2 separate regions of the Homo sapiens genome follow, and region 1 is linked to region 2. The links are chromatin contacts, found by Hi-C or POLR2A ChIA-PET in ENCODE. All regions are on one chromosome and are shown on one strand. Each heading gives the region's core, a stretch centred on a gene start or an enhancer-like site at or near the end of the contact. The rest is flanking DNA. Distances are from core to core; before and after follow the strand shown.

Region 1 (6,529 bases), core at 3,802-6,301, 52 kb after region 2:
TAATGTATGGGATTCTGGGTACATGATGGACCCCAATTCTCAGAGCCAGCTATTCTTTGCTTCAAGATTTGGGGAATTTAAGAGAGGCCTTCAACTGAAGTCTGGGGATTTGATCAAGCAGTGACTTAAGTTATTATTAGTAATGAAGGTTGTACCAGGCTGGCCGGGGTCTTTTAACTCTTGCTTTAGTTATGTTTCATAGTTTTTAAATGTAGAGATTAATGCATTTGTATTTAGGTGTTTAGATAATTATAAGTATGTGTACTTATGCTGGAAATTATGTTAATTCTTTATCTTGCGCGACCCCACCTATTGGAAGCCTAACTCTTCAGACTGTGCAATCAGAACCAAGGTAGCAGTGTCTACCAGTAGAACTTTGCTCTGATTATTGGAGGAAGTAAACTGCATACCTATAAAATGGGAGCAAATAGCCCCATGATTGTATTTCCTAAGTTCTTACAGATAATTTTTTTTTGGAGATTTGATAATTTAAACCAAATTTAAAGCATTTATTTTGAAGGTTTTGCTTGAATAGCAAGCAGTAGATGAGGTTTTTAATTTTCTTTTTGTTTTAATTAAGGTATAATCTACATCCAATAAAATGCTTAGATCTTATACGTTTGATGAGTTTGACAAAAGTAGAAAGCCACGTAGCCCCTACCCTTATCAAGATACAGAAGGTTTCTGTCACCTCAGAAATTTCCTCCCACCTCTTCTCATTAATCCTCATTCTTCTACCCTCCTCCCAGAGGGAACCATTTTTCTGATCTCTTTCACCATAGATAAGCTCTGCCTGTTCTAAAACTTTATATAAACGGAATATACAGCATGTACCCTTTTGTGTCTGGCACCTTTTTAAACTTTTATTCTGAACTAAGTATAAATTCACAAGATGTTGCAAAAATAGTACCGAGATGTCCTGTGTACCCATCATCCAGCTCCTCCCAGTGGTGATATCTTACATAACTATTGTACATTATCAATAGGAATTGATATGGATATGCCATAGTTACCTAGAGTACTATATCTGGTTTATTTTGCTTAGCATATTGTTTTTGAGATTAGATGAAGCTATTTTAGGGGTTAGTCTTTGGTATTGATCACTACACTGGCTAATTTTTTATTTTGTTTTGTTTTGTTTTTGTTTTTGTTTTTAGAGATGGAGTCTTGCTCTGTCGCCCAGGCCAGAGTGCAGTGGCATGATCTCAGCTCACTGCAACCTCCACCTCCCGGGTTCAAGCAGTTCTCCTGCCTCAGCCTCCCAAGTAGATGGGATTACAGGCACGTGCCGCCACTTTTTTAATGATGTATTTGTTAATGGGAAGGAGACAGCTATTTTCTACTTATGGGGCTTCCTTCCTATAAAAGAATTGCCAGCAGCATAACTAACCACTCACGTGCCCAGTTGCCACGAGAGAGTAGGCATTTGGGGCCCAGGTTCTTCCTCTTCCCTTCTCTTCCCTTTCCTAGGAAGGAGCTGTCTATAGGCAACTCATGTTCTCCTCCAATTTTCCAGGGACAGCAGATCTGAAGATCTGAGAAGACTCAGAAACCTAAATATGTAATGCCTTGGGTTTTTTACTTGGAAATAAGAGGCTAAGGAGGCTGGGGATGGGGATAAAGTTATCACCGTGGTTGGAGGATGTGGCTGATAGCTGAGGCAGGCATGCTTTCTAATCCTGAGTCCTAGAATTAGATTTACCCACCCAGTCACAGACCATGTCTGTCCCTGGAGGAGCAGAACACCTTTGTTCTGATGGCAGCTCACTTCTAAAAGAGGAAGGGAAGAGAGGGACCAGGTAGGGGCTGGACTGGGAGGGTCTGATTCCTGTCCCAAGCTCACCAATCAGGAAGTGAGGGCGGTGGATGGCCAGGAGTGTTATGCTAAAAGACAGATCAAGGGTGGAAATGAGGCTCCTACTGTGTCTGAGGAGAGCCATTTGCTCTCAATTAGTGCTCTGTCTGCTCAGCCTCCTCTCTTCACTGTAGATCTATTAGTTGTGGCAGTAAGGAAATGTCACTAGCTTTAGCATATAATTGTGAATAGTGGTTTCATTGCTTGGTAGTTCTTAATGCACTATCTTTTTCAGACTCCTTTTTCTTGTTTTGCTGCATTGCCATTCTAGATTGTTTGTATGATATTCAAAATTTCTCCTGTATTGAATACATACATAGCCACAACTAGAAGAATCAGCTACCTACTCATTTTAGTGAAGTAACTGGCATAGAGGCAGTAAATGGAGAAACAACAATAAACAGAGCCAAATGTTAAATAGAGTCTCAAAGTAGGACATTGGAGGTTTAAGGAGGACAGAAGCATTTCCTGCTAAGTCGGACACCCATGGTAGGGATGTGCCAAGTAGGCCTGTGTAGCCAGGCACCGAGTGTTATCAAGGATTATTAATTAATATTACCTTCATATGCATATATCTTAATAAATTCCAAGAAAAGCTTAGACATGCATGTTACCAGTGATTTCACATGTCTAGCAGCATCTTGTCATTGGTTTCTTTTGTCTCAGCCAGAACTGTACAAATCATATATGAGACAATATGAAACTTCTTGGGTTACCACACAGGCTCTGGTTTTGGCATATATGTGGCCTCAATTGGGCACAAGTTCAAAGAAATGAATCTGCCTTTATTAATAGAGGGAGATGGCTTAGCTGAGGTTGGAAAATAGTGGCTTTAGTCATAAATCATTTCACACTGTTTGTGGTCTCTGGCGGCTGCGTTTATTCTTTTACATCATCAGTGGGAAGTCAACAATTTTGCAGTTGGCAGTTAAGTTGAGACAAAGCTCGAGGGATTTCAGTTGTGGATATTCCAGATGATTGCAAAATGCTTTTAGAGACCAGTGCCAAATAGAGTAGGGAGGCAATAGACCAAGAAACTGAGGCCAGGGCACTAGCCTACCTGGGAGCTGATAGACTTCTGAGCTTCAATGAGTCACAAGCTCCTCTGATCTGGGGCAGCTCTGATGGCAGGTTGCCTTCTAGAGCAGAATCTGGTGAGTTCCTTGAGGACAGAGTACTCTGATGGAGGAAGGGCACAGAGGGAAAAGAGAGGGCCGTCCACTCTGGACATGATCAGTGTGTGTGGAGGTTGCCCCACCTCGCACCCACCCACTGCAGTAGAGAACGCAGGAATGAGACCACAGCTGCTGGGCCTGTGTTGTGTCCTCAAGTCCAGTGATCCAAGTCCGGAGGGCCCCCCCACCCTTTTTTTTTTCTTGAGACAGAGTCTCACTGTGTCACTCAGGTTGGAGTGCGGTGGTGCGATCAAAGGCATGGCTCACTGCAGCCTCAGCCTCTGGGGTTCAGGCGATTCTCCTGCCTCAGCCATGAGAGTCGCTGGGATTACAGACCTGAGCCACTGGGCCCAGCCCCATATTTTAAGACAAATATTTCCTGTGTTTGCTAAGGTTTCTCAATTAATTAATAGTTGAAAACACAATTTGAAATTGATAATTAAGTACCTATAGTCAACTTGAAAAAAACAGAAGCTAAAGCTTTTGAGTTCTCATTTTACTGTATTAAAATGTAGTTGTGCATTTATAAATGATCTAATTTCTTCTTAGTACATTTTTTCCCTTTAAAATGGGTCTCCCAATACTGACTACACAATGAAAACTTTGAGGCTTACATAATTCAATGTGAGCTGGGTAGCTTTGCCAAGTCTCCAGGTGTTTTCCCTGACTGAGGGTGGTACCTGTTATGATCAAATAATTTGGGGAACATGGAAAGAAGCTTTCTCAGAAAAGTGAGCACCAGAAAGTTGTCAAGTGTAGCTCAGTCATTTTTCAGTAGTAGATTGGTAACCAGAAGCAAAATGGAATGTTTCTTCCTGGGTATTTACCAAAACCTTAGGTCCCCTTTTGTCCTAAACATCACCTAACAATTGCTAATAAGCAAGGAAACTTACATTTGTATTAGTCCTCTTTGTGGATTATCAGTGTCATTTTCTTCTCTTTTTTCTTCTTCCTATGGGCTGCCTTCAGGATTGCAAGTCCCACAGGATTGCAAGTTAAGAGATGGGGGAAAAGATAGGAATTAAAACTTGTGTTTTTCAGTGTGCTATTTCTTGGTGAAATGCTACTTAAGAGGTTGAGAATTTCTCTACTAAGTCCTTTAGAGACTAAACAAGACTTTTTTTAAGTAAGGGATTTGAGGTGGTTTGAAAGATTATATACAATAAAAAAGAAAAATGTGTGTTTAAGTTTGTGCATTTATAGATAATATAAATTAGAATAGAAAGTTAAGAAAGAAATGGATGCACACCTCCAAGCATGAAGCTTGGGCTTTGGTTAACTCCTGCTTTGGGGGAGGGCCCAGTGGGTGGGCTTTTCTTGAGGGTGGGAAATAAAGACCCTGCTGTAGAGCACAGAACTCATTGATAATTTTCACAGATTTATCTCTGTTCAACTGAGAGTTCTTGTTTTCTTTTTTTTAATTTTCACTTGTATATAATGAATTCAAAAGTAGGAGCAAAATTCAGTTAAATGGGTTGACTTGGAACTTGCCTTTACTGTGACCACATGATTTAGCTAGACTCTCCTCCCCACACCCTTTTTTTTTTTTTTTTCCTGCATTTTTTCCAGAAAAGGCCACTGGTCTGAGCATTCAGGGCCCCACCATCATCCCACAGTGAGATTGGTGGCTCTCAGAGGTTGGTGACAAGTCTCTCAAGATACAGGGCCTTCAGAGCTGCATCTGCGTGGTGGCCTTTTCCTGATCCTTCTCCCTCAGGGTTTTAGGCCCTGGTTCACCCAGGCCTCTGCTAAGCTCCCGCACTTTCTTGCCAGAGGTGTCTTAAAGGGAAAAACCTCTCTTTTGTCGCTCCTGTCCCTTCTTTCTTTCTTCCCCCTCCTCATTCCCCTCCTCCTTCCCCTTCTCATTCACTCTTCCAGCCCTCCAGTAGCTGAACATTTAAGAGCTTTTTATGAGCACATTTGTTGTCCTCTGAATAGAAAGAGGAATAAGAAGTGGTTTGTACCCTAGAGGAGCTCACCATGGGAGAGAAGATGCCTGAAGACAAGTGACAATGCTTCTGTGATGGGGGTTGTAGAGGCAGGAACAGGATGCTTTGGTAACACGGAAGAGGAAGGAGAGGAAGTGACTGATCAGCCTCGGAAAGGACTTCACAGAGAAGTTATCTTGAGCTGGGTTTTGAAAAATGAGCAGGAGGCCGGGCGCGGTGGATCATGTCTGTGATCCCAGCACTTTGGGAGGCCGAGGCGGGCGGATCACTTGAGGTCAGGAGTTCAAGACCAGCCTGGCCAACATGGCAAAACCCTGTCTCTACTAAAAATACAAAAATTAGCAGGGTGTGGTGGTGCTTGCCTGTAATCCCAGCTACTCGGGAGGCTGAGGCAGGAGAATCGCTTGAACCCAGGAGGCGGAGGTTGCAGTGAGCCGAGATCGAGACTCTGTCTCGAAAAAGAAAAAAGAAAAAAATGAGCAGGAGATGGCCCGGGGGAGAAGGGGTGGCAAAGTGTAATCGAGGGCACTCTGGGCGGAGGAAGCCGCCTATTCAAAGGCATGGCGTCATGAAGGGTTGAGGACCTCATGTGGTGCAGAGTCTGAAAGATGGCCAGGGTGGTGCCGAGGCAAAGGAGATGAGTTTGGAGGGATAAACCACACTTCAGAGACTGAGGAACCTTTAGGCTATGGGTGCTACTGGCTGGGCCGGAAGTCGCAGGAGGCCTTTGAGCAGGGAAGGCGGAGCTTTGAGATGCCCCCTCTGGCAGCAGTGAGCAGCTATGGGGGCAAACTGTGGAAGGAGCCCATCCAGGGGGCTGTAGAGTTTGGGTAAGAGATGAAGTGAGCTTAAACTGAACCAGTGACGCTGGTGATGGAGAGAAGGGGTGAACGTGTGACCAGTCAGGTGGGGAAAGGGGTGGGGCCCGGGAGTTTAGGAGCTTGGGAAGGAGCTGCTGTCAGAAATGAGATAGGCTAGAGAACAAATACACAGAGGCTGGTCCCCTTCCAGAGAGTTCATTTTTCTTTCATCCGTTATTTTTTATTCTGTGATGGATGGGGGTTATAGAGGCAGGAACAGGATGCTTTGTTAACACGGAAGAGGAAGCGACTGATCGGCCTCTGAAAGGTCTTAAACATAGACAAGTTAGCCTGAGCTGGGTAACTACAGAGTCCATTTTTCTTTCATCCATTATTTTTTACTCCTCTGCTTTCAAAAAAAATCTTAAAATCTGTCTACCTCAGAGATATTGTCTGCTTAGCCCATGGTGTTCTGATATCCCAGTCTTTCCTTTGTAGATGTCCACCCCTTCATTCATTCCATTAATAAATGCCTATTGAGCGCCCACCATGTACCAGGCACTGGACTTGGAGCTGGATGTACAATGGTGAAAAGGATGAACAAGGTTTATGCCTTCACTGAAGCGTCTAGTCTGGAGGAGTAGACAGATAGTAAACCATAATATTAAATAACCTAGCATTAAGTAGAGTTTATGGGGGCATATATGGTATGAGATGAAGCTTGACGGGTTGAGAAGGAACAGATCTGTT
Region 2 (5,906 bases), core at 50-2,549:
GGAAGGAAAAGCGAGTGCAATGACCGGGCACGAGAGCAAGTGCTGGTGGTGGAGGACCTGGAGGTCCAGTGGCTGGAAAGTGGCTGATCAAGGGAAGTTGGAGAGAGCTGAGGCCACAGAACTGCCCAGGGCCTCAGAATATGGAAAACACACCCAGCTGTGTTTTACTTGTAGTGAAAAGATAGGGTTTACCAAAGGGAGAGACAATGTGATGTAGGTTTTTTCACCAACAGCAGTTCTCAGCTGTAGCTGCCCATGAGAATCACCTGAGGAGCTTTTCAAACGCTCCCCCCGCAACCCGAGTCCCGTGTCAGCTCAGGTAAATCAGAAAGGGTTGGTAATTGCAGGAACAAAGGGTTTGCCAAGATGAGAGGGGCTGGGACCTGGAGGTGAAGGGCACTTCTTATGAACAGGATGGCAGGATTGGTGCAAGGACTCATACCTTGTTTTTTATTCTGTGTTCTTGCTTGTGAGGTTGAATACTGTGTGTTTCATGTATTTTTAACTTTTGGGAGTGCATGCTAGAAAACCCTGCTGCTTGCTGAGGTACACACTGATGTGAAAGTGACCACAGAGATGAATGCTTTGCCCACCATCCCCCTCCTCAGTGCTTCCCCAGTGGCTTAGCTCCTTCCCCGCTGGGGTACCTGCCTGTTGTCTGCATGCTCTGGGAGGTGCCCTCTGCAGCTGTGATTTCCCAGCACTGAGGCCAGCTTCACACCTCCAAGGTGCACTGAAGCATGTTTTCATCGTGGTTCTTTTATCCACCCTGTTTGCAGTCACCCCTCTTCACCATTCAGGTCATCCCTGAGGTCTGGGCCAGCATTCAGGAAATACTGGCAACAAAAAGTCATTGTTATTTTAAAAGCACATGTCATCCAATTATAAAGTTATAAAAAATATTTGAGCTCTCCAGCCTTGGAATCATTGTCATTTGTATAAGAGCTCCCTGGGTTTCATTTCAGATCTTCTCTATTGTTTAGAAGAGGTAGGCTTTGTGGAGTAACTGAGGCTGCAGAAATGGAGGGCATCCCTTTGTTTGCTGTGAAGTCATTTGTGGCTGATGCTACCCCACAGGCAGGGCCGGGGTGTGGTGGCAGGTTTGGAATTCCTGCTTCAAGACAGTGAAAGAGGAAGAGATTTGTGTAGTCATCTCCAAAAGGCCAGCAGTATAACTGCTTTGCGTTCACACAGGGTTTTTGGCTGGAGGTGGCACTGCTGTGAATGCTTCCCCAGTTATTCAAGCCAGACAAGAGGCCTGAGAGCAGTACCACCTCCTCAGCCATCCCTGTCACACTCTCCGTCACCAAGCCCTACACGTGCTTCCTGACTAGCTCTCGAGTCTGCATTCTCCCTCACCACCGCCATGCTGCCTCCATCCCTCTTGCCTCATCCTGTTTTGCTGCTCTTAAACCACCGTCTGCTCACTGGGGTGCTGTGATGGTCTGCAGGTGGGTGGATGCGAGGCCCTCAGCCAGAGGAACAGCCAGTGGAGCCTGAGGATGCTGAGCTCCCAACACGACATGGCTGTGAGCAGCAGCCTTATCCCTTTATCCCAGGGGACCATGAAAAATGATCATTTTCTGTGTGTTCCATAAAGCACAAGAGGTCGGGAAGCAAATAAAGATCAGATTGCACCACCCTCTTGCTGAAAACCCTTCAGAGGCCCTGTTGTGCCTACAGAAGTGTTTGCCAAACTGAGTTCCAGGGAACTCCAGGGAACACTTTTGGCAAAATGTTAATAGCTTCTCTTTGGAAAAAGGGTTCAGTGCTCAAATAGGTCAGGGAAACACTGCCTACCCCTCATCTTCTTGGAGAGTCTCTGCACATGAGCGTATTAAAGTGTTGGTGGAGAAATCTGTTTAATTTTAATTCAACACAGCATTTCACAAACCTGCTGGACTGTGGGATCTGTCTTTTGGGAACACAATTTGGGAAACACTAGCCTACTGTAGAAGTTGGCAAACTTTTTCTGTAAAGGGCCAGATAGTCAATATTTTAGACCTGGTCCTTATGGTCTCTGCTCAGCCTCCTCCGTTTTGTATTGTAGCATGGAAGCAGCCATCCACCAATTTATGGCCACTGAAACTTGAATTTCATGTAATTTTCACTTGTCACAAAATATTGTTCTTTCTTTGATTTTTTTTCTAACCATTTAAAAATACAAAAACCGTTCTTAGTTTGCAGGCTATACGAAAATGAGATAGGGCAGATTTGGTGGGGTTTGTAGTTTGCTGAGCTCTGGTGGGGGTGGCGGGGGATGACATCCCAGCACCTCCAAGTGCACAGCTGTGTTGTGATCCAGCCCCAGCGTAACATTCCAGGCCCTGCTCACGCCTGTCCTGGGCCTGCCCCCTCACGGTGGGTGCACCGGCAGGGTGGAACCCCTTGTTGTTCACCACACCCACCCTGCTGTTTCAAGCCTCAGGGAGAACCTATGTAATTTGCTGGGCCCAATGCTGAATGGAAATGTGGGGCCCTTTGTTCAAAAATTATTAAGAGTTTCAAGATAGCCACAGCAGAGCCTTAAAACAAGTATAGGCCCTTCTAAAACTGGGGCCCTGCCTGACTGTACTGGCAATACACACTTGAAGCTGGCTTTCACTCCAGACTTTTGTTCTCTTTTCTTCAAGCTGTTTACGTCTTATTAACCATTCAAAATGCTTCTCAGCCCCCACCTCCTCTGTGAAGCTTTCTCTGACCAACTCCCAACCCCTCAAGCTTTCTCCACTCTCTCTGCCCCCTCCTTACCTGGCTGGGGTCACACTGGGCTTCATTTATCTCTTTACACATCTGCCCCCTTTGTCTCCCCTGCTAGATAGAGCAACGTCATTAAGAAAAGTGTTTTTCTCTGTTTGTTGCCCAAGAGCCTATTACAGGGTGTGGTATATAACAGGTATCAAATAAATATTTGTGAACCTGAACTGGTCCTGTGTGGTAAGGCTGCTGGGAGCTGTCTCCTTTTGAAGTTTACCCACGATCCATTACAAAATTCATATAATGTGCTGCAACTGTCTACCGAGAAGATACAGACCATAGTTACACATGCTCAGTTTCATCGAGGACATTCATCAGGAATGAGAGTGAGCCCCCCAGGGCAGCTCTTCGTTGTAGTAATACCTGACAAGCTTACTCCAGTAGATTTGAAGATAGACAGGTATAGCTCCTTGACCTATAGGTATGGTTGGGTTTCCCTTCTAGAAGCTCCATGATGGCTGGGACTTGTTCACCATGGCTTCACCCGTGCAGTAAACAGCACCTGGCACATAGTCGTGGGTGCTTAATAAATATTCAGGGAGTGAATGAATGAGAGAAACGAATGCTAAAAGATAACGGTAGGCTAAAAATACTTTGTAATCGGAAACAGAATGTGTGCTTCATAATTCAGTAGTAAAGTCATTTAAGGTGGTGTGGTGATATGGAGAGAGCCCTAGCCCAGAAGTCAGGATTCTTGGGTTCCAATAATCATGACAATAACTTCTAGGTTTTGAGCGTGCTAGCACCATGTAAGTCACTTTACTAGGCCACATCATTTAAAATCTCACCACATCCCCAAGAGGTGGGGACCATGGAAGGTGGTGTGAATTGAGCATCCACATCACAGAGTGGGTGCCCCGGGGGGCCTGCACTCGAACCCAAGTCTGAGCCAAAGCCTGTGTTCTTCCCACCCTGTGGTCCTGGCTCTCCCTGTGACCTTAGACAGGACATTTAATCTTTGGGTTCTCAATTTTCTCATCTTAAAAAAAAAAAAAAGAAGCCTAGAATCTCTAAGGTTCCTTTCAGTTTTAAAATTTAGCGTTTTGAAAGCAGGGAGTTTGGTCAGAGGGGTAGAATAGGTGGTTTTGTTATTATTAGTTTTTATTGGTTTGTTGGTTTCTTAGTAAGTACAGAAAAGGAAAGGAAACCTTGAGTCATTTTGAAAAATCTTGCAAAACAGTAAGTATTTTTCTACATGCAGCTCATCCCCACCCCCGCACACTGTATTATGGGAGATTTACTCTCTTCCCCTTTAACAAAATGTTTTCTCACAGACTACAGCCTTGTAGCAGCATGGACAATAAGCTATTCCTAATACCAATTTGCTGATAAGGGAAATGTTATATTATTATATGTCTAAGAATCTGCAGTCATGAGCAAAAAGGATATCTTCTTGCAACTCTGTCTTATACCTCTTTAGAGGTATGTTTCAATGCCCTCTCCTTTCCATTGCAGAGTAGTGTGGTCTACTAGGCTGGGCCTCCACAATCCACCCCTCACCCCTCTAATCACCTCTCCTCCTCTTTGCCTCCTTGCACACTGCATTCCTGCTATTCCTTGAGCACCCCAGGCACAGTGGGTGCTGAAGAGTCCCCCACTTCAGCCTACCTTAGAGCCTCCATACCAGCTGGTCTCTGTGCTGAAAATACTGGCCCTGGTGGCTGGATGCCTCACTCCATAAAGGGTTTGTCCTCCCTACCCTGCTGTACCCACCCTATTCCCAATCCCCTTGAGCCTTCCCTACTTTTATACTTTGCTTTTTTTCCATAGCACTTATTATCTTATAACATGTCGTATACCTTATTTATTATGGTTATTGCTTATTTTCTGTTGATTAGGTTGTAAGCCCTGTGAGATCAGAGATCTATTTTGATGCACACCAAGTACCTAGGACAGTGTTTGACATGGGGGAGCCACTCAGTAAATATTTTTTGAATGAAAAATTATGTGATCAAATTCAGGAGGAAGAGCTGCTGTTATGGGACACGGAAGTACTTATGTGGACTAGGTAGTTTATGAGCCTGAAGTTGCGTGTTTGCCTTCAAGTAGACTCTAAGCTGGTAGAGATAAGATTCTATACATTTTTACCTGCAGAATTGATGGTGCCAGACTTAAGATACTGGTCTTGTGTATGCTCAGAAAGGCTTTGGCCATAAAATTCCAGACTTAATTATAAGCAATGTATAACTTTTAAATCATATAAATTCTTAGATTGAAAAATAACATTGAAAGGTAGTGATTCCTAAAATAAGAATACTTCAACAAAATATTTTCTTGGTTATATTGCAGCAAAGAAGACAGTGGAATCCAAAGAAACAGTTATGATGGGGGACTCTATGGTGAAAATAAATGGGATTTATTTAACAAAATCAAATGCTATTTGCCACTTAAAGAGTCACCCACTTCAGCTAACTGATGATGGAGGCTTCAGTGAAATAAAGGAGCAAGAAATGTTCAAAGGAACAACATCTTTACCATCTCATCTCAAGAATGGAGGGTCAGTATTCTTTTTATTTAATTTTCTGGTCAGGATAATGGTATCATTTACCAGTTTCTTCTCTATTTTATATAGATGATTGGTTTGCTTTTTCTCTTTTATGTAAGCAAATTTTATGTTAAGGGTACATGAATAGGAGAGACTACTTCTCATGGCCAAATGGAGTTGATTTTTGTATCATTCCTTATATAATACTCAAGAACACTTTTATTCATGACTGTCAAAGTGCTGCTTCTGTAGGACTATCAGAATAAGATTTAGTTGGACTATTCCAGCCATCCCTTGAGTGATGACTGATCATTCCGTTTGTATGTTATTTGGGATTCTTGCATGGCCTGGAATCTCCTATTATCTCCCTTTGGGTTAGTTCACAGTCCTTAACTCCACAAGAGTGGACACTTATTTTATTCTTCAGTAGATCTTGGATTAAATATTTATTTTGCAAACTAATGGCTAAAACAGAAGAGTCCTGTAGATTTCAGTTATCTGTGAGATCCCTCCATTGGCCCCTCATAAATGAATGATTGGGAATTGCTTTATTTCATACCATGTTCCTAGATAGGGTTTCCTTGAGAATCAATCTTCCTACCATATTAAGGATCTGTGGAGAAATGCTTGCTGTTTGGACTGTGAATTCTTACCCTGGTATTTT

What was found. Hi-C counts contacts between places; a loop is a spot of excess contacts on that map. ChIA-PET counts read pairs that join two places held with the same protein, here RNA polymerase II (POLR2A). Pooled maps may share reads with other maps.
Region 1: a pooled map shows a loop between it and region 2 (8-fold over the local background). The contact joins the promoter of ARMC2-AS1 here to the enhancer-like site in region 2. A Hi-C loop is called at or near these places in 1 of 168 maps with a recorded cell type or tissue (posterior vena cava), 1 of 37 single-sample maps with no recorded cell type and 12 of 50 pooled maps. POLR2A ChIA-PET finds 5 or more read pairs at or near these places in 11 of 52 experiments (CD4-positive, alpha-beta T cell, PC-3, T-cell and 6 more).

What each region holds. Positions count from the first base shown.
Region 1 is chr6:108,919,052-108,925,580 of GRCh38, forward strand. ARMC2-AS1 (ARMC2 antisense RNA 1) reads right to left here and starts at 5,052. Exons shown (of 3, transcript NR_104137.1): 1 at 5,010-5,052; 2 at 3,924-3,993. All of the region lies in intron 10 of ARMC2 (armadillo repeat containing 2), which reads left to right. RefSeq lists an enhancer at 1,484-2,394.
Region 2 is chr6:108,871,097-108,877,002 of GRCh38, forward strand. ARMC2 (armadillo repeat containing 2) reads left to right here. Exons shown (of 18, transcript NM_032131.6): 5 at 5,047-5,254. LOC124901373 (guanine nucleotide exchange factor subunit RIC1-like) reads left to right here and starts at 5,261. Exons shown (of 1, transcript XM_047419631.1): 1 at 5,261-5,906. RefSeq lists an enhancer at 3,985-4,034. Within about 2 kb of position 1,300, at least 11 of the 41 ENCODE cell types and tissues checked have a DNase peak (open chromatin) inside an H3K27ac peak, as active enhancers do; they include CD4-positive, alpha-beta T cell, where a contact is called at or near this core.